Regions from separate parts of the Homo sapiens genome. Here regions 1, 2, 3 and 5 are each linked to region 4. The links are chromatin contacts, found by Hi-C or POLR2A ChIA-PET in ENCODE. All regions are on one chromosome and are shown on one strand. Each heading gives the region's core, a stretch centred on a gene start or an enhancer-like site at or near the end of the contact. The rest is flanking DNA. Distances are from core to core; before and after follow the strand shown.

Region 1 (4,683 bases), core at 731-3,230, 940 kb after region 4:
TTACAGGCATGAGCCACTGCACCCAGCCTAGACTTTATTTTTTGAACTATTTTGTGCTGACAGAAAAAATCAAGCAGGAAGTAGAGAGAGTTCTCCATACACTCCTTAGCCTCTATTATTATCTTGCATTTGTGTGGTATACATTTTCAAATCAATGAGCCCATATTGATACATTATTACTAACTAATGTCCAAAGTTTACATTAGGGCTTCCCCTTGGTGTTACACAGTCTATGGGTTTAGACAAATGTATCATGGCATGTAGCCATCATTGTAGTATCACACAGGATAGTTTCACTGCCCGAGAAATCCCCTCTGCTCCACTAGTCATCCCTTCCCCACCCCACCTTACCCCAAAACCACAGATTTTTTTTTAACTGTCTCTATTGTTTTGCCTTTTCCAGTGTCATAGAGTGGAATTACATAATATGTAGCCTTTCAGATTGGCTTCTTTCACTTAGTAATATGCATGTAAGTTTCTTCCATGTCTTCTCAGAGCTCAATAGCTCATTTCGTCTTAGCCCTGAATAACATGCCGTTGTCTGGGTGTTCCATAGTTTGTTTATCCATTCGCCTGCTTAAAGACATCTTGATTGTCTCCAGGTTTTGGTAATTATGAATAAAGCTGCTATAAACATCTGTGTGCAGTTTTTTGTGTAGTTGTAAGTTTTTAACTCATTTGAGTAAATACCAAGGAGCATGATTGCTGGATCTTATGGCAAGACTGTATTTAGCTTTGCAAGAAATGATCACACTGTGCTCCGAAGTGGCTGCACCACGTTGCATTCCCATCAGCAATGAATGAGAGTTTCTGTGGCTCCCATCCTCACCAGCATGTTCTCAGGGTTCTTGGTTTCTCAGTATGTTTGACATTCTCAGTGTTTTGAATTTGAGCTGTTCTAATAAGTGTGCAGTTGTATCTCACTGTTGACTTAATTCATAATTTCTGAATGACATTTGATGTTAAGCCTCTTTACCTATGCTTACTTGCCATCTGTATATCTTTTTTGGTGAAGTATCTGTTCAGATCTTTTGCTCATTTTCTAATTAGGCCATCTCTTTTCTTATGGTTGAGTATAAGAGTTCTTGGCATATTTTGGACATCAGTCATCAGACATGTGTTTTGCAAATATTTTCTCCTGGCCTGTGGCTTGTCTTGTTCTCACAGGCTGCTATGCATTTGGATGTTTAGGAGGACCAGTGAGGACAACACCGGTGTCTCCCACGGTGTGCTTGTGTGTGTGCAGAGGAATATACTCACTGGAAAGCAGACTGAGATGTGAGGCCACATCTAGGCAATGGGAGAGAGTTTGGAATGGAGGAACATTTGTTTTGGGTGGAAATATGTCAGCTTTCATTGCTTTAGCTCCATCCTTCTATTCATCCAACCAATATTTATGAGGTGCCTGCTATGTACCCAGTATGATTCTAGGTATCAGGAAAGCAAAGATCAGTGAGAAGAGTCCCTACCTTCAAAACACTCACAGGCCAGTTTGGGAGGTGGTCATTTCAATGCAGTGTGAAAATGCCCCAATCTCCAGTGTGGGCAACATAGGGAGACCCTGTCTCTACAAAAGTTAGAAGAAAAAAAAAAAAAAAACAGAGGCATAGTGGCCTGTGTCTGTAGTCCCAGTGACTCAAGGGAATGAGGTTGGAGGATTGTTTGAGCCCAGGAATTCAAGGCTGCAGTAAGCTATGATCATGCCACTGCACTCCAGCCTGGGTAACAGAGCGAGACTCCAACTCAAAAACAAGCACCCCAGTGGAGGGAAGGGTGGGGTGTGGAGGGGACGGGGAAGGTTGTTGGGTAAGGGGCAATAACAGGAGAAGGGAGAAGGAGAATCAGTATGAAGATCTCACCTACTCCATGGTCTCCACTAGGGAGCGTTCCGTCTCCTGCTGAGCCATTTGCACAGGTGCCCAGGAGAATCCCATTACTAGAGGGCAAAGGGCAGGGGGCCCCCCCACACCATGCTCTCACTGTTGCAGCCACAGCTTCCTCTTTGTCACTTTCACAGGCTACCTTCATCCCCAAACAGGAACTGCTGCAAGGCCCGCAGCAGCCATGGGTGAGTGGCTCTGGAGATGGGGTAAGTGGCCTACGCACCCCAGAGGAACAGCTGGCAGCCTAGTCTTCGGGCAGCAGCTCCACTCAGCCCTGGGGAATGACAGATACAGGTGTGTTCCCTCAGGTGCATATGTGCATGTGCTTGTGTGCAACTTCCTCCTCTGCTCTCATTCCTGCAAGGTGCATTCTCAGAAGGCTGTTACTCCACAGTCACTACGGTTGTGAAGCGGAACCAGACAACTTCCCATTTTCGAGGTTCTACAATTGGCAATATGGGAAAATCTTACCCCATTACCACCCAACTCGATTCTTTCAATGCAAGCTTGTCTAACCCATAGCCTGCAGGCCACATGTGACCCAGGATGACTTTGGATGTGGCCCAGTGCAAATTCGTAAACTTTCTTAAAATATTATAAGATTGTTTTGCAATACATCAGTATCGTTAGCGTTAGTGTATTTTATATGTGGCCCAAGACAATTCTTCTTCTGATGTGGCCGAGGGAAGCCAAAAGATTGGATACTCCTGCGTAAGGGGGAAATGCATGTTTATAGTCATATATATATATTTTTTTTTTCTAATTTTTTTTTTGCACCCAGTGCAGTGGCACAATCATAGCTTGCTGCAGACTCAAACTCCTGGGCTCAAGTCATTCTCCCACCTCAGCCTCTGATTAAACCATCCTCTTACCTCAGCCTCCTTAGTAGCTAGGACTACAGGTGTAAGCCACCACGCCTTGCTAATTTTTAGATTTTTTGTAGAGACAGGGTCTCACTATGTTGCCCAGGCTATTCTCAAATTCCTGGGCTCAAATGATCCTCCCACCTCAACCTCCCAAAGTGCTGGGATTACAGGCATGAGCCACCACGTCCAGCTGCTTATAGTAAAATATCCTAATGACTATAGACAATAATGTAAGATGAAAAGTCAAAGTCCTCATTAATCTGACCATGATCACTGTTATCCTCCCTGGAGAGAGTCACTGTTAAGAATTTCTTGGATCGTCTTCCAGGCCTTCCCTAAGTGCAAATACACATAAGTCTTTGTTTGTATAAAAATAGGCCATAAAATATACACAGTTCTGTGACTTCCTTACTCACTTACGTCTGTATCTTGAACATATTTCCAGGTCACTATAGAGAATCCAATCTCTCTTTTGTTTGCAATCAATCTCTCTTCTCTTTTTTAAGACAACCAGTTATGCCAGTGAAGTGCCCTAAACTAGAGATAGCTGGGGCGCTGTCAGCCACCTTAACAGTGAGAAGAAGCAACAGGATGAAGTGGAAACAGCGTCACACAGATGGAGCCTCGAATCCCAGCATGCTAGCCATGTGTCATCTTCATAGTCTTCCTAACGTCTGTGGCCTCAGATGCCACATCAGTAAATGGCACACCATATGTGATTTAGGCTAAGGGCCTGAGTGTAATAGTTGCTTAGGAATTATAGCCCTTCTTAAATAAATGGAGAAACAGTCCATGTTCATGGATTGGAAGCCTCAATGTTATTAAGATGGCAAATCTCCCCAGAGTGACCTGTAGATGCAACACAATCCCTATCAAAATCCCAGCAGGCTTTTCACTCCTTTTTAATAAGGACACCGGTCATATTGTATTAAGGTCCATCCTAATGACCTCATCTTAACTCAGCTACATCTGCAAACACCTTAATCCAAATATGACATTCTGAGGTACTGGGATTAGGGCTTCAAAATATCTTTTTGGGGGAACACAAGTCAACCCATAACAGATAATTAACACAAATACATGGAAAACTATCCCATATTCATGGATTGGAAGTACTAATAGTATTTAAATGTCCATATTACCCAGAGGTCTAGAGATTCAATGCAATCCCTATCAAAATACCCATAATGTTCTTCACAGAAGTGGGAGTAAACAATCTTAAAATTCATGTGGAAATGCAAAAGACCCTGGATAGCCAAAGCAATCGAGTAAAAGGAACAAAGCTGGAGGTCTCACCACAACACATGGTTAAGGAGTTAAAATGGGACATTTGAAACTTTATATTACTACAGAGTTTAATGCAAGATTCATGCAGATTTTTAAAAGATAAACCACGACACGTCACAGGAATATCTAGCTTTTGATATGTCCCCATGCCTTCCACAGGTACCCTCCTACAGCTCCCCTCCACTGTCCCCTCCCTAAGGGGGTACAATTCAGCTCTTTTGCCCTAAAGAGCATTTGGATGGAAAGTTTGAGATGTCCTAACAGTTGAGTGCTACTATAATGTTTATTTCATGGGGGATGAGGAGGTGGGGAAGGAGGGGTGGAAACAGGCGGGAAGGAGGGGTGGAAACAGGCTGGGAGGAGGGGCCAGAGGGTACCTACAAAAGCTATATATTATCCTTTATTTTGCTTGACCAAAGCAACCAACAAAATGTAACTCCAGGTTTCTAAGAGCTAATTTTAGAATACTTATTAAGATTCCTCCCCATTCCCTCAGCACCCTATCAAATACTAAGACTGGCACTATATTAATACAGGTGACATCAAAGGACTATAATCCATCTATCTTTTTGACCCTTGGCCCATTTGCCTTATTCAGAACAGCAAAGTTGTGGTTATCGGATGCCACCAAGTGCATCTGATGCTAT
Region 2 (4,441 bases), core at 501-3,000, 990 kb after region 4:
TTGGTAGAGACGGGGTTTCACTATGTTGGCCAGGCTGGTCTCGAACTCCTGACCTCAGGTGATCCACCCACCTCGGCCTCCCAAAGTGCTGGGATTACAGGTATGAGCCACCATGCCTGGCCTCAGTTCCATTACTTCTGGTGTCACCTTGTACATGTCAATGATACAGATTAAGCTGTGCCTCCTGCAGCAGTGGAACAGGGATGGCAGTAATAACAGATCTCACAGGACTGTTTGAGGAGTCAGTGGGAGGTGACGAGACAAGGCACACAGAGACATTTCGAGCTCTGCACCCAGATGTTCATTTGCGACTGGATCCTCGCAAAGCAGACACAGTGACATTCCATAAGTGTGTTGCCAGTGAATATTTGAAGTACCTTTGTCTGTGTTGCCAGTTCTCATGTTGGTTTGCTTAACGTGGTTGCTCCCTTGGTGAGAAGCAGTTAGCATGCCAGAAAAGTATTTGTTGAACCCAGCAAGACAAAACCATGCATGCTTTTCTTTTGTCCCAGAGGCTAATTAATATAAAAAACAAAACAAAACATTTGAAGTAGGAAGCACCAAACAAAGATACAAGCAAGCCATCTGGTTAGAATAAAAAATGTCTGGCTGGGCACGTTGGTTCACGCCTGTAATCCCAGCACTTTGGGAGGCCGAGGTGGGTGGATCACCTGAGGTCAGGAGTTTGAGACCAGCCTGGCCAACATGGAGAAACCCCGTCTGTACTAAAAGTACAAAAACTAGCTGGGTGTGGTGGCGGGTGCCTGTAATCCCAGCTACTCGGGAGGCTGAGGCTGGAGAATCATTTGAACCCAGGAGGCAGAGGTTGCAGTGAGCCAAGATTGTGACATTGCACTCCAGCCTGGACGACAAGAGCAAAACTCTGTCTCAAAAAAAAAAAATCTGGTTTTGTTCACTCTTGAATGTAAAACGTGTTTACTTCCACAAAATTTTACGTTGGCATAGGGTTTTAGAGTTTTCATATAAGCTGTTTCCATTCACAGATATGTTTCATTTGATTCTCATTGCAATCCTATGTGATAAGCAACTGCAGTTTTTACACCAAATGAGAAAACTGAAACTCAGAGAAGTTGAGACTCCTTCAGGCCACAGCACTGGTTGGTGGCTCAGAGACTCCTTCAGGCCACAGCACTGGTTGGTGGCTCAGTTCTAACGAGAACCTAGGTCTCTGGGTTTGTGGTCTAGCCCCGCCCTTCTGGTCTGGCATCTGGCGTCCACATTGCCAGTGCTTAGACGGCTCCCTCACATTGAACCTGTTACGACAACAGCGATGTACACACAGTACCTTAGCTCATTCACCAAAATTACCTGTGCATCCAGAGCCCCATTTTCCTACCAATCACATCTGCATGTGGTGGTGCTTTTCCAGTTAGAAAACAAAACTGGTGTCCTGTGTGCTGTCAACCAAACAAAACTTTTCATGCAGTAAGCGTTGTTCCATTTTATGTGGCCGACAGAGTTGTGTTAACAAAGTATTTGGTCAGCATAGAAAATCTCAAGGGCTCTAGAATTTACAGTGGAACTTTGAAGTACTGTATCTTGAACTTGTAAAAAGGAGGGGGAACCTCAACTGTACTCAGGAAATAGAATCTCAAGTGAGTTTATAAAAAGCTGTGATCTCGGTGGACTTTCTGGGCCAGCAGACAGTGGGAGCAGCCCAGGGGCTCTAGGGAGAGTCCCCTGCTGAGTGTCCCTGGCCCCCATGGGAAACTTTCCATTAAAGGCCTGGTGGATGGGGTGGGGGTAGTGGGGATGCTAAAGACGCATTTCCTGAGCTTGTTTCTGGTTGATACATTGATGACTCAGACAAGCGTCTTCTTACTCATCTAGTTCGAGCTGCTAGGGAAGAAAGCATTCAAGACCTGATACTTATCTGAGGAGTGGCAGGAAGTCTGGGGTGACTTTTCTCAAGGTGGGGGGACAAAGAGAATGAGAGGAAAATGAAACAGAGTGTAAACCAAAAATAAAATTCCAAGTCCGCCTACCATCGGAATGGACCCCTCCTCTCAGCCGAGGGCATTCCAAAGTCAACCTATGAAACTACTTCAGGCCATGAGAGGAAGGGGAGGGTTGGCCACGTCTCATTACCATTAACATCAACATGGACCTTAAGACTGAAAGAACAGGCCGGGCCCTGTGGCTCTCGCCTGTAATCCCAGCGCTTTGGGAGGCTGAGGCGGGTGGATCACTTGAGGTCAGGAGTTTGAGACCAGCCTGGCCAATGTGGTGAGACCCCATCTCTACTAAAAATACAAAAATTAGCTGGGCGTGGTGATGGGCGCCTGTAATCCTAGCTATTTGGGAGGCTGAGGCACGAGAATCTCTTGAACCCAGGGAGTGGAGGTTGCAGTGAGCTGAGATTGCGCCACTGCACTCCAGCCTGGGTGACAGAGCGAGACTCTATCTCAATTAAAACAACAACAACAACAACAGCAACAACAAAACCTGGCAGAACAGACTCTTTAAGTCTGATAAGAAACATCTACAATCTGTTCTCTCTGAAGCCGCCTACCTGGAGGCTTCATCTGCATGACTAAACCTTGGTCTCCACAAGCCCTTATCATAACCCAGACATTCCTTTCTATTGGTTCCAGGTTTTTAGATAATAACTCAACCAATTGACAATCAGAAAATCTTTGAATCTGCCTATGACCTGGAAGCTCTCCCTCCTACACTTGGCTCCCAGTTGTCCCACCTTTCTGGACCAAACCAACATACATCTTACCTGTATTGATTGATGTCTTATGTCTCCCTAAGATCTATAAAACCAAGCTGTAGCCTGACCACCTTGGGCATACGACATCAGGACCTCCTGAGGCTGTGTCACAGGCATCTCCTTAACTTGGGCAAAATAAATTGTTAAATTGATTGAGACCTGTCTCAGATACTTTTTGGTTTACAAGAAGGAGAACTAAGAAGAAAGTACATTCTTGACCTTGGATTTGCATTCCATTCCCTTGCTTGATTAAATTGGTTTCTCTGTGTTCATTCAAATAAATGACAATTGTAGCCTCTCATATACTCAATAGAGTGGAGAGAGGGGAGGTGCTCACAGATGTCAAGACTCTCTGGAAAGAGACGACATGCAACCGTGGGAGAACCCATGGGCTACTCAGAATGGAACTTGTTTGGGAAGGTGCTATTTATTCAGCATCTTCCTGCACAGAGTCCACGCCCCACTACAGAGGCAGCTACTCCCAGGGCCTACACGGGTTCTGAGCATGCACCTCTGGGACACACATCTCTGGACAAGGTCACTCAGGTGCAGTGAACAGTCCCTGGTCTCTGCTGGCTTTGAGATTTTTTTTTTTTTTTTTTGGAGACAGAATATCACTGTCGCCCGGCCTGGAGTGAAGTGGTGCAATCTCAGCTTACCGCAACCTCTGCCTCCCGGGTTCAAGCGATTCTCCTGCCTCAGTCTCCCAAGTAGCTGGGATTACAGGCGCCTGCCACTGCGCCCAGCTAATTTTCTGTATTTTTAGTAGAGACGGGGTTTCATGATGTTGGCCAGGCTGGTCTCGAACTCCTGACCTCGTGATTCACCCGCCTCGGCCTCCCAAAGTGCTGGGATTACAGGCTTGAGCCACCACGCCCAGCCTGGCTTTGAGATTTTGCTGGCTTATAGCCCCATCTCATTCACTGCCAAATAGACACTTGTTAGTCCAAGCAAGACTGCCAAATTTCCAAGAAGGAGAATTTACAAGTCAAGGGGGCAATGTCCATCTGACATGGTCTTCATCCTCATGTTCCTAGGGGCCACTAAGAACAACACTACTAATAATAGTGATAGCAACAGCAATAACGGTGATAACAGCTTTCTTTACTTATGAACTCTCTTCATGTCCCTTCCCAACATTTACCCCCATTCTCACAGGGCTAGAGAGGAAGACGAATGGCCAGGGAGGGGCACTGAACTCGCAGTTAGGAAAAGGCAAACAAAGAAGGGAAAACAGAAAGGTCGTAAACCAGCATGGAAGAGAGCTTGCACTCCTCCTCTGTGTGCAGTCTCTTCTGTCACAGTGTGAAACTGCATTGTTGAGTTTCATCACACCTGTTTCCTGGAGCAGCTCTTGGCTCCCAGCTGCCTTCCTCTCCCAAAATTCTACCACAGCAGGGCTTTTAAAATCACTGTAGTCATCATACGCTTCAGGTCAAGAGCCCCATGGACACGTGAAGCACTTACTCACTAGTGTTATAAGCATTTAGTGAAAGCTGCCATCAGCCAGGCGCCCTGCAAGGGCTAAATAGGAGAGTCCTTGATTGTACAGGCTAGTGCAAAAGATGAGGGCCCTGGTCAGTGGCACAGTGGGAGAAGCGGCTGGCTGTGGTCTGGACAGGCTGCTATGGGACAGAGAGGAAGAGCACCACACCTGCCTTGGTCAAGGGCTTGGCTGACATTAAAGACAATAAATCAGGCTGG
Region 3 (4,697 bases), core at 1,776-4,275, 510 kb before region 4:
GGCGATCCGCCAGCCTAGGCCTCCCAAAGTGCTGGGATTACAGGTGTGAACCACCACACCTGGCCATAAAATTTTATTTTTTAAAGAGCATTCTTTAGGAATAGGATATAACTAGCTTAAAAAAAAATCTACTTTAACATCTTATTTGCTTGGTACTATTAAGAATTCTAGAAGAAATTGAGCCATGTGACAGTAGAAACATTAATGTTTCATGTTCCATTTACTTTTTTTTTTTTTTTTTTTTTTGAGACATGCTGGAGTGCAGTCGCATGATCACAGCTCACTGCAGCCTCGATCTCCTGGGCTCAAGCCATCCACCCACCTCAGCCTCCCTAGTAGCTGGGACTACAAGCATATGCCACCATACCCAGCTGATTTTTTTCTTTTTTTTCATAGACCTGAGGTTTCTCCATGTTGCCTAGGCTGGTCTCAAACTCCTGGACTCAAGCAATTGGCCAGCCTCAGCCTCCCAATCATTTACTTTTTCTTACTTGCAGTACCCACTGCAGAAAGTCAGACTACTAACAAACGTCTATAATTGGCTAATCTCTGAAGTACTGGAAAAACATCCAGAAGAATAGGACATGAAGCTGACAACACGCTTCATGAGGAATATGACATAAACTTATCCCCCCTTGCCCAGTTTTTTACTTTGAAAATTGTCAAACATATGGAAAAGTTCAATGAATAGTACACCATTCAAGGGCACCATACTTCACCTAGATTCACTAGTTGTTTATAGTTTACCAATTTTCCTTCTCTTCCTCCATCTTTCCTCCTATATATGTGATGTATGTGTGAGTATTTACAGACACACACACATTTATATTCATATACGCCAAACCATTTGAAAACAAATTGTAAGCATGATGCCACTTCACCTTGTCACACGAACAGCCTGGCTGCTCACACAAAGCCTGTTCGTGGACTCTCTTCACGTGGACGCGCGTGACACACCTTAAGTGCTTTAATATGTACTCCTAAGAGCAAAAACATTGTCTTTTATAATCCCAGTGCCATTATTACACTCAAGAAACCTAACATTGATATTTTAAGGGACACTTTTTCAAAAAAAAGGTAAAATTATGACTCGTACAGATACTAAAAAAAAAAGTTAAAGATTTATTCAATTCATTAATAATGAGGAAACTGCAAGACGCTACTGCCAGTTCAAAAGATAATCCAAAGAAGACACACATTTATTGATAAGGATACTGAAAGGAATAAGCAAACTGAGGCAAAACTGGCTGCTTCTTGTCTGTGGTCAAGGATTGTTTTGCATTGTTATCCATGATCTACAATTTATTGAGTTGTAAAATAACTCAAAGGCCGTGAAAGGTGCAGAGCCCCTATAGGATCAAAATTAGATAACCCTGAAGGGTGGGTGGGTGGGTTCTAGACCTTTTCCTATAAAGGGCTAGATTGTAAATGTTTTTGGTTTTGCAAGCCATATGGTTTTTGTACAGATACTCAACTGTCAGTGAACATGCAAGTAATCTTAGACAATATGTGAAGGGTGAATGCTGCTGTGTGCCAATAAACTTTATTTACAAACACAGGTGGCCAGCTGGATCTGGCTCACTGGTTGTAGTTTGCCAACCCTGCTCTAAACAATGCATAATTTTCCATTGAAGCATACATTTTACCCTACAGATGCAACAATAAGATGTTGTTACGGGCTGAATTGTGGCTCCCCAAAATTCCTTTGTTAAAGTCCTAACCCCTAGTACCTCTGAATGTAACTGTAGTTGGACATAGGGACATTAAAAGGGTGATTAAGGTAAAATGAGGTCATGTTGGTGGGTCCTAACCCAATATGACCGATGTCCTTATAAGAAGAGAAAATTAGGACTGGGCACAGTGGCTCATTCCTGTAATCTCAGCACTTTGGGAGGCTGAGGCAGAAGGATCACTTGAGCTCAGGAGTTTGAGACCAGCCTGGGCAACATAGTGAGACCCCCATCTCAAAAAAAAAAAAAAAAAAAAGAAGAAGGAGAAGAAGAAGAAACAATGAAGAAAAGAGAAGGCAACTAGGACACAGATAGGCACAGAGGGAAGACCATGTGGTAACACAGAGAGAAGACGACCATCTATAAGCCAAGGAGAGGGGCCTCAGAAGAAACCAACCCTGCCAACACATTGGCCTTGGATCTTCAGCATCCACAACCGTGAGGCAATATAATAGCCCTAGCAAACGAATGCAGATGTCTTCCAGTTTTAAAAAGACAGCTACATAATCTTGGGTCAAGTGAACAGGATGCTATTTTTCCTTAAAATTGTTTTATTAGATGCAATATTTGCAAGATACATTTCAAAGGTGGAGATAGGAGGAAGGTTTTGATGTCAAACAAGTTTAGAAACTATAGCAAACTGTAGTTCCTTCTTAGAAATCCACTACATTCTCAGTATGTGTCATGCTCCTGAGATATCCTGCAATCAGGTCTGTTTAACCTTTGCGTAACCCTGACTTTCCCAAACTTTGAATGCCTTTTCAAAAAGAGATACAATTCTGATTAATAACACCATCATTCTTGGAACACACTTTGGAAACACTAGTATGAACAAAATATGAGGCAAATATTCTAAGGATATAAAGATGCCTGTGGACTGAGCCTTGAGAACTGTGGGATTCACAAGGCTGGAAGGGAATACACGCGTTCCAGGTAGGGGCGAAGGGAAGACTCCTGTGGCCCGTCATGTGGCGTCATGATGTGGAAAGCAAGGCACAGAGGGGCCACACTGCCCAGAGCCGAGTGCTTATGTTGCTGTGTGATAGGAAGGCTGGTCCTGAAGGAAGGATCAGTGCCCCCTTGTCAAAGAGAACCTGAGGCTTTCAGTATCCAGTTGTAGAATAAGGAGTGGAATTCGGAACATCTGGCCCTCGGTGTCTTCCTTTGGGGGCCCTGGTGATCACTTCCAGCAGAACTTTATCGCCCGCAATGGGTTCCTTCTATGAGGTCTGTCAATGGGGTAAAAGCCCGGATGGTGCGCCCAATGTCAGCCCGAAGCCACCAGATGGCGCGCGGAACCCGCAATGCACGTGCGCCAGCCTCGCGTTTGTCCCCGCACTGGCCCCAGGCCTTGGGAAATGTGTCTTTCCCCAGCCTTTTTACACTTTAGGAAGCTCTTCTTTAGAGAAGCATGTGAAACACCCCCCTGCACAACTGTGCTCCTCCTGCCCTTCCCCTCCTGGGGACACATCAGCAGCCCTTCCCTGGTTTGAAGAGTTTCCAAGCCGAGGAGTCTCTTGCATGTTTGTTCTACTGGAACTCGAAGCAGGAAGCACTGAGCTTCCATTTTGTAACCCACGATCCTGGTGAAGACAATCGTTAGGGAAAAAACATCTTAAGGATTGTGTGTTAGGGCAACCTCATTTCTGGCGTGAAAACAAGCCCCGCAAACACCCTGTTGTTACTCTGGTGTTCTGACTGCAAACACGGGGGGATGTAAGATTTTTACCTAATCCCAAACCTCGGCCCTGAAGAGTTAATGATGTTACTCATGCCACTGGGGCACAAAAGAAAGACTTGCATGTTCGGGTGGTTATGGCTTGCCCAGAGCGGTGGAATGAGCCATAAGGCTGAAGGCCAAGGGACTCGGGCCACCCATGCAGTGAAATAATCCCCCAGAAATGCGGTGCCGGGAGTGGAAATGAAAGTAAAGAGAACAGTCATTCCAGGGCATTGGCTAAACCTGACTAAACCTGACTGATCATCAAGCCTAAAGTTCTCTCGACTCCCAAAACTGCAAATCTCAGATTTTGGGAGGTACTGCGTAGAAACCAGGAAATGACAGAAATCAAGCAGTTGGAACACTGTTCTTGTCCAACTCTGGGTCTTAAGCTCTGTTCTCATTTTCAGTTCCAAAAGCAATGAATAATTAATAAGGTAGTTTTTGAATGGAAAGCACATTTCAATGGATGAGTGATGATTTCCGAAGGGCCTCTGACAGTTTCTGTTTATTTCCTTCCTTCTTTCTCTTTTTGAAATAAAACCGTGGAAGTGAAGACTGAAGCAATATTCAAATATACAACAGCCTGCATGTTTGACCCATCAGAAACTTGCACCAATAATGAAAAGCAGGATCTAATATCTACCTTGGCACCTGCTGTATGCCTCACACTCTGTTCCGTGTTTTTATGGAAGTGATGTCTCATTTAATCCTCACAGTCATGGCTTGGTAGTTGGCACTGGCCCAGGTTTTTAGATGAGGACTCTAGGCTCCTATGAGGTTAAGCAGCTCACCCAAAGTCACACAACTAGTAAACTTGAGAACTAGGAATTGGAACTAGGTATATCTGATTTCAAAGCCTCAGTTCCTCTTCCTTTGCCCATGCATTTCACAGACTCATGGGACCTCATGGAGTTAGAAGGGATCTGGGAGGGCATTTAGACGAATGCTCTAAATAATGCATGAATCTCTTTTCCAGCATTCTCTGTAAGTTGAAAGCTAAACAAGTGTGAATGTGCCTGAAATCAAAAGCTGAAGCTGAAAAAGAAGTCAGAGAAAGACTTCAGAATTCAGATAGAGGGCCTAAAATACATGTAATAGATTTTGTTCCTATTTTCTCTAAAAGTGGGACAGATGTATATATTTAAGTCTGTGAGAAGGCCAACAATGCACCTAAGGAATGAGTCCAGACTGTTGTTCTCTTAGCCCAGCTCAAACGGGAATAGTTGAAGAAAAATGACTAGGAA
Region 4 (4,287 bases), core at 659-3,158:
GTACAAAGTTTCAGTTCTGCAAGACAAAAAGAGCTCTAGAGATGGACGGTGGTGATGGTCACACAACATAGGAATATACTTAATGCCACTGAACTCTGCACTTAGATGAATAAACTGGTCAAGTCTATGTTATATATTTATCACAATTTTATAATTTTTTTTGAATTCCTTAACTTAATCATATTGGCAAAAACTTTCCCACGTAGCGTAACATTCACTGTTTTCCGGCGATTGGCACTTGATATCTTTGGGGCCACTATTCAGATGGCTACAGTCACTTAGGAGACTACTGCAGTGGTCCAGAGAAGAAGTGATGGAGGCATGAACTAGACCAGAGGCAGTGGGGATTCTAGAGCTGCCAAGGAGGCACTGCTGGTGGGAGCTGGGAACCGGGCAGGAAGAGTGATGCCTGGCACCCTGGTTTCTGGCTGGGGCAACTTGCAGAAACTCTCAGGAATGCTGAGAGAAGAGCAGATGGAGGGTGGGATCAAAGGGAAGACTGGTGTTGGGGAAGAGGTTGAGATGAGTTTTAGACACATTTGCAGGTGTCGACCAAAAGCTGGGCCACTGAGCAGAGACCTGCCTACATCTTGAGGCCCACACAAAGGTCTTGTCCCAAATAGGGGAGCCATGGCAGAGCAGGGATGCTATGGAGGGAGGAGGCAGCCACAGGCAGGGCTTGGGGATAGTCTGGAAAACAGAGAATGAGAGGAGTCAGGGCAAAGAGGCGAGGTCTGTGGAGGTGCCGCAGGAAGGCGTTGGGCGCTGGCTGCAACTGAGAGCTGGGAGCTCAGGAAGGCTCAGGTGGCTGGACCCGGCCAGGGGGCAGACGCGGAATAACAATGGCCTTCCGTGAGGGCAAGGCCATCTGTAGCAAAATGTCCACCCTCCATGCCAAGCCTCCCACCCAAACATCCCTTCTGATTTCCCATGCTATGAGGGCCTGAGCACCGGAGCCCTTGGAGAGAAGATCCATCGGAGGCGGAAAGGTGGGGGGACCCACGTGGCTCAGGTTAAACTTACACCTGGCTTTGCATGGAGAAGTCTTGGCAAACTTCTGAACAACAAATCAAGTTACAGATGGCTGAAACAAACGGTAGTTTCCCAGGAGCCGCTGAGACCATCAGCAGGAGGCCTGTAGACTTTCATCCAAGTCAGACTCAACCATATCTTTCTTTTTCCAATTTTTTAAAAATTGTAGTAAGTAAAATACACATAACAGAAAATTTACCATCTTAACCTTTTTTTTTTGAGACAGCGTCTCACTCTGTCACCCAGGCTGGAGTTCAGTGGTGCGATCTCAGCTCACTGCAAACTCCGTCTCTGGGTTTCAAGTGATTCTCCTGCCTCAGCCTCCCGAGTAGCTGGGATTACAGGTGCCCGCCACCATGCCTGGCTAATTTTTGTATTTTTAGTAGAGACAGGGTTTCACCATGTTAGCCAGACTGGTCTCAAAACTCCTGACCTCAAGTGATCAGCCCGCCTCCGCCACCCAAAGTGCTGGGATTACACGTGTCAGCCACCGTGCCTGGCCTCCATCGTAACCATTTTTAAGCACGTTGTTCAGTGGTGTGACATGCATTCCCACTGCTATACAGCCATCGCCGCTAACCATCTCCAGGCACTTTCATCTTGTAAAATTGAAACTCTGCACCCATTCAACAATAACTCCCCACGTCCCATTCCCCTCAACTATATCTTTTTAAAGTGCTTTTCCCAGTGAAGTTTCTAACATTGCTAAAGAACATAAAATATAAAAACATGGCCATGCAGCAGGGGCTTTTTACCCTGCAGAATGCCCACTAAACCGTTTCTGTATGTTTAATTTTTTTAACCAAGGAAGTAGGGGATGCCCAAGATTTGGTCCCCAAACCAGAAAGACTGTGGGTTCCTTGCATCAAGCCGGGGCTTTTAGTCAACTCTCCCATGGGGACTCTGTTGGCCCGCTCCACCTCGGGTGTTCCCCCGCCCCTGCCTTTTCCTCTCTCACCTCCCCCATCCACCCCTCTCAGCCTTGCAGTCGACCTGCCTCTCCTCTGGTTGCTCCGTTTGTAGGGAGGGTCTGCTTGAAGGGAGTTCCCATTCTCTCTCACCCAGAGTCAAGGCTCTTGACTCTATTGTACCTAAAAAGCTCCTGAGGAATTTGACAAGGCCCCACCCTCAGAGATATGGGGTGAAGCCCAGGAATCTGTATTTTTAACAAGCATCCCAGGTGATCCTGATACTTGCACACACCCCCACACACACCCACGCCGACTACCCACACACTTCCATGGCCCAGAAGTCTGCAGGACCCACAGCAGGTATTCGGGACTATTTGTTCAATCCACACCTGAGTCGTTGCACGATTATGCTCAAGTCCCTCGGAACACCTCGCCTGCCATCTGACAGCTTCCCATCCAGAAACCACACAGTACAGTAAAAAACAGAAAAAAGAAAGCCGTTAGACCCCAGTGAATGTTATTTTTAATGAAAGTGGTGCATTTTGACTCACAATGTTGAAACCAGATTATAAATGAGTCATCAGTGAATCGACCACAAAGAGCCTTTGCGGAGGTGATTTACAGGAGAGCTCTGATGTCTGCTGTCCCCTGCACACGCTTCACAGAGATGCTGTCAGACGCAGAGCTGGTCTGGGGCATCTGTTGCCGCGTCAGCTCAAAAGGATGCTGTGTTGTCACCAATGGGATTCCCCAGCCCAGGCGGTGTTGCGGTCCCACCCACACAAGGAAGGCGGCCATCACTGAATAATGCTTGTGGTTACATCATCATTGCTGGTTTCCAGGTAGTGACTAGCAGATACTGGAGAGAGACAGGCCATCTGCTCTTCCTGTGCGCCTCAGCTCCTCCCTCATACCCACATCCTCTCGCCTGGTCTTCTAGAAGCAGCCCCTATGCAGACAGACCAGCAGGACTGAAAGCTGGACAGACTCGAGCCGGAGAGCCAGGTGGAACAACCTGGCCAGAAAGAGTCTGGCCGCAAAGAGTCTGGCCACAGCCCCACTTTCCTCATCTCTAAAATGTCCACATGGCTGCCTGCCCTGCCCGGCTCAAGGGAATGTTGCAAGGCTCTCATGGAAACCATGCTTGTGAGGGTTTTGAGGACTATCATAGCCCGTCCCAAGGTCAGAGGACAGTAGAAAACAAAAAACTTGCTTTCAGAGGGTGCTTTCACCAGTCAGCAGCCTCTGCCCCGGGCAAAGCCAGACAACTAAAACGGAATGAATCCGCAGAGTAGGGTGGGGATGAAATTCTCCACCTCCAACCCAGAAAGGAAACGCCAATGCTCATGTTTCCCCTTAGAGAAACAGGCAATGTTTGAACAGGAACAACGACGCCAGAGGGTCAATCCACACACAGAACACTCCATCTCCATGCCGATGGGGGACTGACTGTCCTGCTGCTGAACTGCACCCCTGGGGCTCTCCAGGACACTCCACTGGTGGCCACACTCAGGAAAATAAAGAAAAACCTTCAAAAGGACCCTTCTGGCCATTCAGAGAATGCACAGGCCTGCTAGCTCCTGCTTGCCTGCTCAGAGCTGCCTCCACTGGGGCAGGAATCTGCAGCCAAGAAAATCCCTGACAACCCCAGGGACAGAAGGGTCAGTCTGGGGGACCATCGACCAACCCAGCAACCCAGATTAGACTGCTCCACCAGGAACTCTGTGTCCAGAGAGCAGGATCTGCCACAAGCAAAACTAGGCCTCATTTACTATTCCACAATAGCAACTAGAAAGCATGTGACCCAGAAAACCTTCAAAGAAGGCCAGAAATTCATTAAATCTGAAAAGAAGGGAAGAAGGGCGGGGGAGAGGAAAACACTGCTTAGCAAAGCCAACTGAATCCCTCTTCCATACATCACAGATGCAGGACCAGTCTCAGCATTCAAGAGGAAGAGAAAAATGAAAACAAAAACCAATCTGGAGTTGAATGTCAGCCTTCCCCTCACTGGTTCTGGGTCCTTTGGAAGGCCATATTGTCCCCGGACCTCTCTTGCTTCAGTGGCCTTCCTGCCAGGATTGCCATAAGGATTAAATGGACTCATATATGTGTTGTACCTATACAGTACCTGCAACACAGTAAATATCCAATAAATGTTGGTTTCTTGCTACAAGAAATTGTAAAATATGGGCACAAATTCCTCCTACTTTGTTAAGCACATCCCTTGGCAATGACTTAGCTGCTACTCCCATCAAGAGTTGTGGTCTATGTCCCTACCCCTTGAATCTGGGCTAGCCTGGGACTTGCCTCAACCAGTAGAATTTAACAAAAGTTACAGTGTGTG
Region 5 (4,562 bases), core at 2,031-4,530, 740 kb before region 4:
TAGAACCCCTGGATTTGGGATGTGTGTGTTCTCACCCTATTAGTTCTCATAAGAGCTGGTTTTTTAAAAAATGGCTGGCACCCCAACCTTCTCTCTTGCTTCCCCTCTCACCACGTGATCTCTGCACACACTGGCTCCCCTTCCGCTTCTGCCATGAGTGGAAGCTCCCGGAGGCCTCCCCAGAAGCAGGTGCTGGTGTCATGCTTCTTGTACAGCCTGCAAACCATGAGCTAAACAAACCTCTCTTCTTTATAAATTCCCCAGCCTCAGGTATTCCTTTATAGCAACACTAAATGGACCAAAACACTAACCTTCACATCTTCATTAAAGCCCACAAACCCATGCCCATTGTCCACTTGCTCTTCTAGGACAAACTGAGTTACAAGGATTAAAAATTCTCACTAATACATGAAGACTAATACCTCCTGATTAATACCTTCATTCCTACATGTGGATTTTGTTTTCGTTCATTTTGGTTATGCAAAATTTTTGGCACCTGCCCCCTGCCTCAATTCCTCCCACACCAAGAAACCATCTCAGAGTCATTTTGCTTCTGCCAGTGAGTCATAAAATCATCCTGGCTTCAGAAAGGGAAGCCACCAGCCTCAAGGAGAGGGTCCATTCTACAAATTCTATAAAGAAATTCTCAGGTTATCTTATCTTCTCAGAAATAAAACAGATAAATCTATTGTTGTTTACATATTGAGGGGTATGTGGTTGAGGCATGGCCGGTGATACAGATAAATAATTTTAGGCTAAATTAAACATTTCATCATGTTGATCTGTGGCAGAATGCAGCTTTTAGACCACAATGCTACCGTTCCAATGACATTCACTTCACCCTCATCCTACAGAGCCCTTGGAGAAAGTGGTAATTGCCTACAAAGCTCATTGCACATTCTGGAGGTCCGTGCTGGCCCAGCCCTGCTAACTGTGATGGATGGACATTCTAAGCTGAGATGAGAGCAAAGGCTTTTTGCGAGACAAAAAGGCAACTGATTGTTTCAGGCATCACTCTTGAAGGATGTTCGTGTAACAACTTGCAAGGCCAAATTGGGATGATGCCTGCCTGACGCAGGGCTTGTCAAGGTGGGAGGCAGGTGTTGTAGTGGCCCAGGAGAGGCAAGCTTGATGATGCTGCTCAGAAGTTGTCCTCATCATGCTTATAGAAGGTTTAGTGTTGACCAGTGCCAATTCTATGCATGTTGTGATATGGGAAAACATGGCCTCTTCTGGGAAGAAGGGATCATCTTCTCTCCAGCAACACAACTCCAACAGCAGAATAATTTGATTGTAGGCAATAGCCTAAGTGTGCATTTCTTGGATTCTAAAGAACCCATTTCCTGTGGAATTTTATTGCTGTTAAAACTTGGATGAAGTTCAAATCATAGGCTTTCTAAAATAGTCAGAGGCCAGCTATAAATTTAAAGATGTGTGGGAAATATGAGTCAGTCGAGTCCATTCGGTTGCCCCAATCATTACTACTGAGATAGACTTTCTACGTAGGTTTATTCCTATTGTTGTCATGAGGGTCCGAGAAGGCACAAGAACTGAGCAAAAAACACACTTATTTTGAAGCATATACAGGGCACCTATAGTATGATGAGTCATTCTTCATTTTCAGATCGTTAAAAAGAAAAGTCCTTGAAATCTTGTTGCTGAACTCTTGTGGAAACTAGTAATACAGAAACTGAAAACAGAATTATTAGTAAATGTCTCACCTTCTCTGGTTCAGAGTTTTTTCGTTTTGTGAAAGAGAAATAATGCTCTTTCTGTTATCTTTGATTGAACAGGTGTTTGTGAGGTCCCTTGAGACCCATCAGGGAAAATGTAAAAGGTGCTATAAATTTTAAAATGTTATTTATTATGCATTGATGTTATTTAATAATAATACATTTGCCGAAAGCAAGAACTTCATTCATTGAGATTTGTGTCTCAGGTTTTATCATATCATGAATAGACTTTGTACACAAAGAAAAACTAAAATATTGCTAGTAAATCAATCTGGTACCATGATCCCAGTGAATAATGATAATTCCTTGACCTTCAATTAATGAGTGCAGGGATTGAGCTCCATTTAAGAAATGTGTGAAGAGAACAAGGCCAGATGCAGTGGCTCAGGTCTGTAATCCCAGAACTTTGGGAGGCGAAGGTGGGTGGATCGCTTGAGTCCAGGAGTTCAAGACCAGCCTGGACAACATGGCAAAACCCCGTCTCTACAAAAAAATACAAAAATTAGCCAGGCATGGTGGAGCATGCCTGTAGTGCCAGCTACTTGACAGGCTGAGGCAGGAGGATCATTTGAGCTCAGGATGCAGAGGCTGTAGTGAGCCAAGATCATGCCATTGCACTCCAGCCTGGGCAACAGAGCGAGACTCTGTCTCAAAAAAAGAAAGAAACAAATGTGTGAAGACAACAGGCAGAGAATGATAAAATCCATTCATATTTAAGAATCCTTACCTGGCCCTCCTAATGGAATATTCTAGAACCGTGTATACTTTCCAGGGTATGGAAAGTAGGAGTAATAGAAGGGCAGCACGTAATTATTAATAAAACTTTTCAAAGAGGACAGGAAACAAGACCTAAAGCGTTCTAGAAGTGGAGAAACTCACTTCAACCACAGACTATAAGACCAGACAAGTTAAGAAGTAGCACTTCCAGAACATCTTTGCATGTATACTTTTGGAGTAACATCTTCATCTCTGATCCTCCCCTGCATTTGAAATTGTTCTGAGATAGGGTGGACTGGGATTGTGGGGTGAGGGTAGGGTACAGACATAGACCAATCCAGCCGTCTTCAGATGAGTCATGAAGGAAGTCGAGAGATGGATGAGGACTTGGCCTCTGTGCTCTTCAAGATCCCTTCCACCCTGGAGAGTCTGTGTCCTGTGACTTCCCCAAAGAAGCTTTATTGCTCTTTCTGAAGATGCTTCTAGAACAGCATTGGGTCTTTCTTAAATCTCAGGTTTTCCCATTCTTTTTCCTTTCCATGATAGTGACCACTCCCATATAGACTTGCTTTCCAAATGGCGTGCTGCCTGGTTCCACATGTCCTCTTGGTGGGTGGCTGCCTGCCCCTGTTTGTTGTTCTCTTGCCTGGCTGCTGCTTCTCCCAGCCAGTGTGGACAGCAGGCTCGCTGCCCCTGATGTGCCATGGGGTCAGCACAGCATCAGAACTCTCAGGTGGACTTGGAAGCCCGCGCAGGACAGTCACAGCCCCTGGGGGCTTTACTAATGAGGCTACATGAACTGCCTCTCTGGTCGGCACTCCTCGGATCCCTCTCTTGCTTTTCTGTCACCTTTTCCTTGTATTCCCTAATCCATTATTGAATCATGTGTGCATTATGTCATCATCTGACACCTGCTGCATTCAGGGAATTGCCAGCATGGGCTCACTCCAGCTGTCCCTGCCTGGTTCTCTGGAGTTGGCACTCCTACCTTCAATGCATCGATTTGAATCATTATTTCCAAACCCAGACGTCTGACTGCCAGCTGTGTCTACTTATTTTTACTATCCCTTATACAGGCTGTTGCCTATAAGTCTTCAGAAGCTTGGCGATGGCTTTCTTTGACTTTCTTTATTGATGACTGCCCAGAAGGGCCCACACCGGTGTGAGTGGTACAGGGGATGCAGGGAACGCAAGCCCAGGCAACCCCCCTCCCACGAGCCTCCCTACAATTCCAGCAGTCTGTCCTGCCCCCCTATCTGGAGTAGCCAAGAACTTAGGTTTGTGCTGAGCATTTTTGAAGAGGCAGCAGGAAGGCCAGAAGCACATCCTGCTATCACAAAATAATACTCCATCTTTCAGGATCGTGAAAATTTGAGTTATAAATTACGTGATACAGATTCTAAATTATGCAAGACTTCACAAGAGGTCAGGTGAAGGCTGGATGGCCTCAGAAGGATGGCTTCAGAAGGCCTTCAGAAGGATTGCTACAATTCATCATGCACAAGGTGTTGAGGGTCTGGAGCAGGGAAGGAATCGGGGGCATCTGAATGGAGAAATGGGGACTTGATGGAGGATTCATGAAATGATTTTTAGGATACTTGAGGGCTTGGGAGGAATACACACAGTCTGGAAAGTCCCCCTGCTTAAGGGTGCCACAATCCAGCTCCCGGAGGCATCCAGATGAAGCAAAAGGTAAGACTGACCAGCACAAGTGACTGTGGACCGCATACTCATTACATGCTGCACATGGTAGCATTTGTGTACAAAATAGGCCACATGCTGGATAGTGTTTTGGTTAAAAAAAAACCATCACATGCATTGAACTCCACTTTTAAAAGGAAAAACAGATACAAAGTCAGTTATCTATGGTCTCCATAGCTTGATTCTTAAAAATTGGGGTTAGCGAAATGTTGATAGTTCTCAGGGGGAAATGTGAACGTTGGTTCTAATTAAAACTGTCTTATTGGAATTTCCAGGCAGCTGGAGAACAAATACAAAAATCTTAATTAAAAGACCGTTTTGTGAGGTCTTCAACTTCTTCTCCATTTCACCAACACGCTGCACAGTCTGTGTATTCAGCGTCACCAAAGAGATTTTTAATTCATCAGCCTG

Evidence for each region. A loop is a pair of places that touch in the nucleus more often than their neighbours do. ChIA-PET counts read pairs that join two places held with the same protein, here RNA polymerase II (POLR2A). Pooled maps may share reads with other maps.
Region 1: a pooled map shows a loop between it and region 4 (4-fold over the local background). The contact joins two enhancer-like sites. A Hi-C loop is called at or near these places in 1 of 50 pooled maps. POLR2A ChIA-PET finds 5 or more read pairs at or near these places in 2 of 52 experiments (AG04450 and WTC11).
Region 2: a loop to region 4 is called in a map with no recorded cell type, with 12 times the contacts of the local background. The contact joins two enhancer-like sites. A Hi-C loop is called at or near these places in 1 of 37 single-sample maps with no recorded cell type and 5 of 50 pooled maps. POLR2A ChIA-PET finds 5 or more read pairs at or near these places in 1 of 52 experiments (H1).
Region 3: a map of PC-9 shows a loop between it and region 4 (8-fold over the local background). The contact joins two enhancer-like sites. A Hi-C loop is called at or near these places in 6 of 168 maps with a recorded cell type or tissue (GM12878, MCF 10A, PC-9 and 2 more), 36 of 37 single-sample maps with no recorded cell type and 17 of 50 pooled maps. POLR2A ChIA-PET finds 5 or more read pairs at or near these places in 12 of 52 experiments (GM12878, MCF 10A, OCI-LY7 and 7 more).
Region 5: a pooled map shows a loop between it and region 4 (22-fold over the local background). The contact joins the promoter of SLC35F3-AS1 here to the enhancer-like site in region 4. A Hi-C loop is called at or near these places in 4 of 37 single-sample maps with no recorded cell type and 8 of 50 pooled maps.

The regions. Positions count from the first base shown.
Region 1 is chr1:235,952,856-235,957,538 of GRCh38, forward strand. The region is part of intron 2 of LINC02768 (long intergenic non-protein coding RNA 2768); the gene reads right to left. LOC105373215 (a long non-coding RNA gene) reads left to right here. Exons shown (of 5, transcript XR_002958490.2): 4 at 2,018-2,177. Among named protein-coding and RNA genes, the nearest start is that of LINC02768, 17 kb to the right of the region's middle. Within about 2 kb of position 1,981, at least 9 of the 41 ENCODE cell types and tissues checked have a DNase peak (open chromatin) inside an H3K27ac peak, as active enhancers do.
Region 2 is chr1:235,997,786-236,002,226 of GRCh38, forward strand. All of the region lies in intron 12 of NID1 (nidogen 1), which reads right to left. Among named protein-coding and RNA genes, the nearest start is that of LINC02768, 27 kb to the left of the region's middle. RefSeq lists enhancers at 1,441-2,640, 1,542-1,591, 1,632-1,701, 3,667-4,375. Within about 2 kb of position 1,751, at least 13 of the 41 ENCODE cell types and tissues checked have a DNase peak (open chromatin) inside an H3K27ac peak, as active enhancers do.
Region 3 is chr1:234,496,231-234,500,927 of GRCh38, forward strand. No RefSeq gene overlaps it. Among named protein-coding and RNA genes, the nearest start is that of TARBP1, 19 kb to the left of the region's middle. RefSeq lists enhancers at 2,893-3,187, 3,182-3,231, 3,272-3,321, 3,732-3,821. Within about 2 kb of position 3,026, at least 35 of the 41 ENCODE cell types and tissues checked have a DNase peak (open chromatin) inside an H3K27ac peak, as active enhancers do; they include GM12878, PC-9 and mammary epithelial cell, where a contact is called at or near this core.
Region 4 is chr1:235,009,348-235,013,634 of GRCh38, forward strand. No RefSeq gene overlaps it. Among named protein-coding and RNA genes, the nearest start is that of LINC03108, 31 kb to the left of the region's middle. RefSeq lists enhancers at 2,367-2,956, 2,555-2,849, 2,800-3,300, 2,967-3,036, 3,247-3,426. Within about 2 kb of position 1,909, at least 26 of the 41 ENCODE cell types and tissues checked have a DNase peak (open chromatin) inside an H3K27ac peak, as active enhancers do; they include GM12878, PC-9 and mammary epithelial cell, where a contact is called at or near this core.
Region 5 is chr1:234,269,742-234,274,303 of GRCh38, forward strand. SLC35F3-AS1 (SLC35F3 antisense RNA 1) reads right to left here and starts at 3,281. Exons shown (of 2, transcript NR_183711.1): 1 at 2,461-3,281; 2 at 667-1,690. The region is part of intron 3 of SLC35F3 (solute carrier family 35 member F3); the gene reads left to right. It overlaps LOC105373206 (a long non-coding RNA gene), which reads left to right and starts at 3,322. Exons shown (of 2, transcript XR_949283.4): 1 at 3,322-4,142; 2 at 4,427-4,562.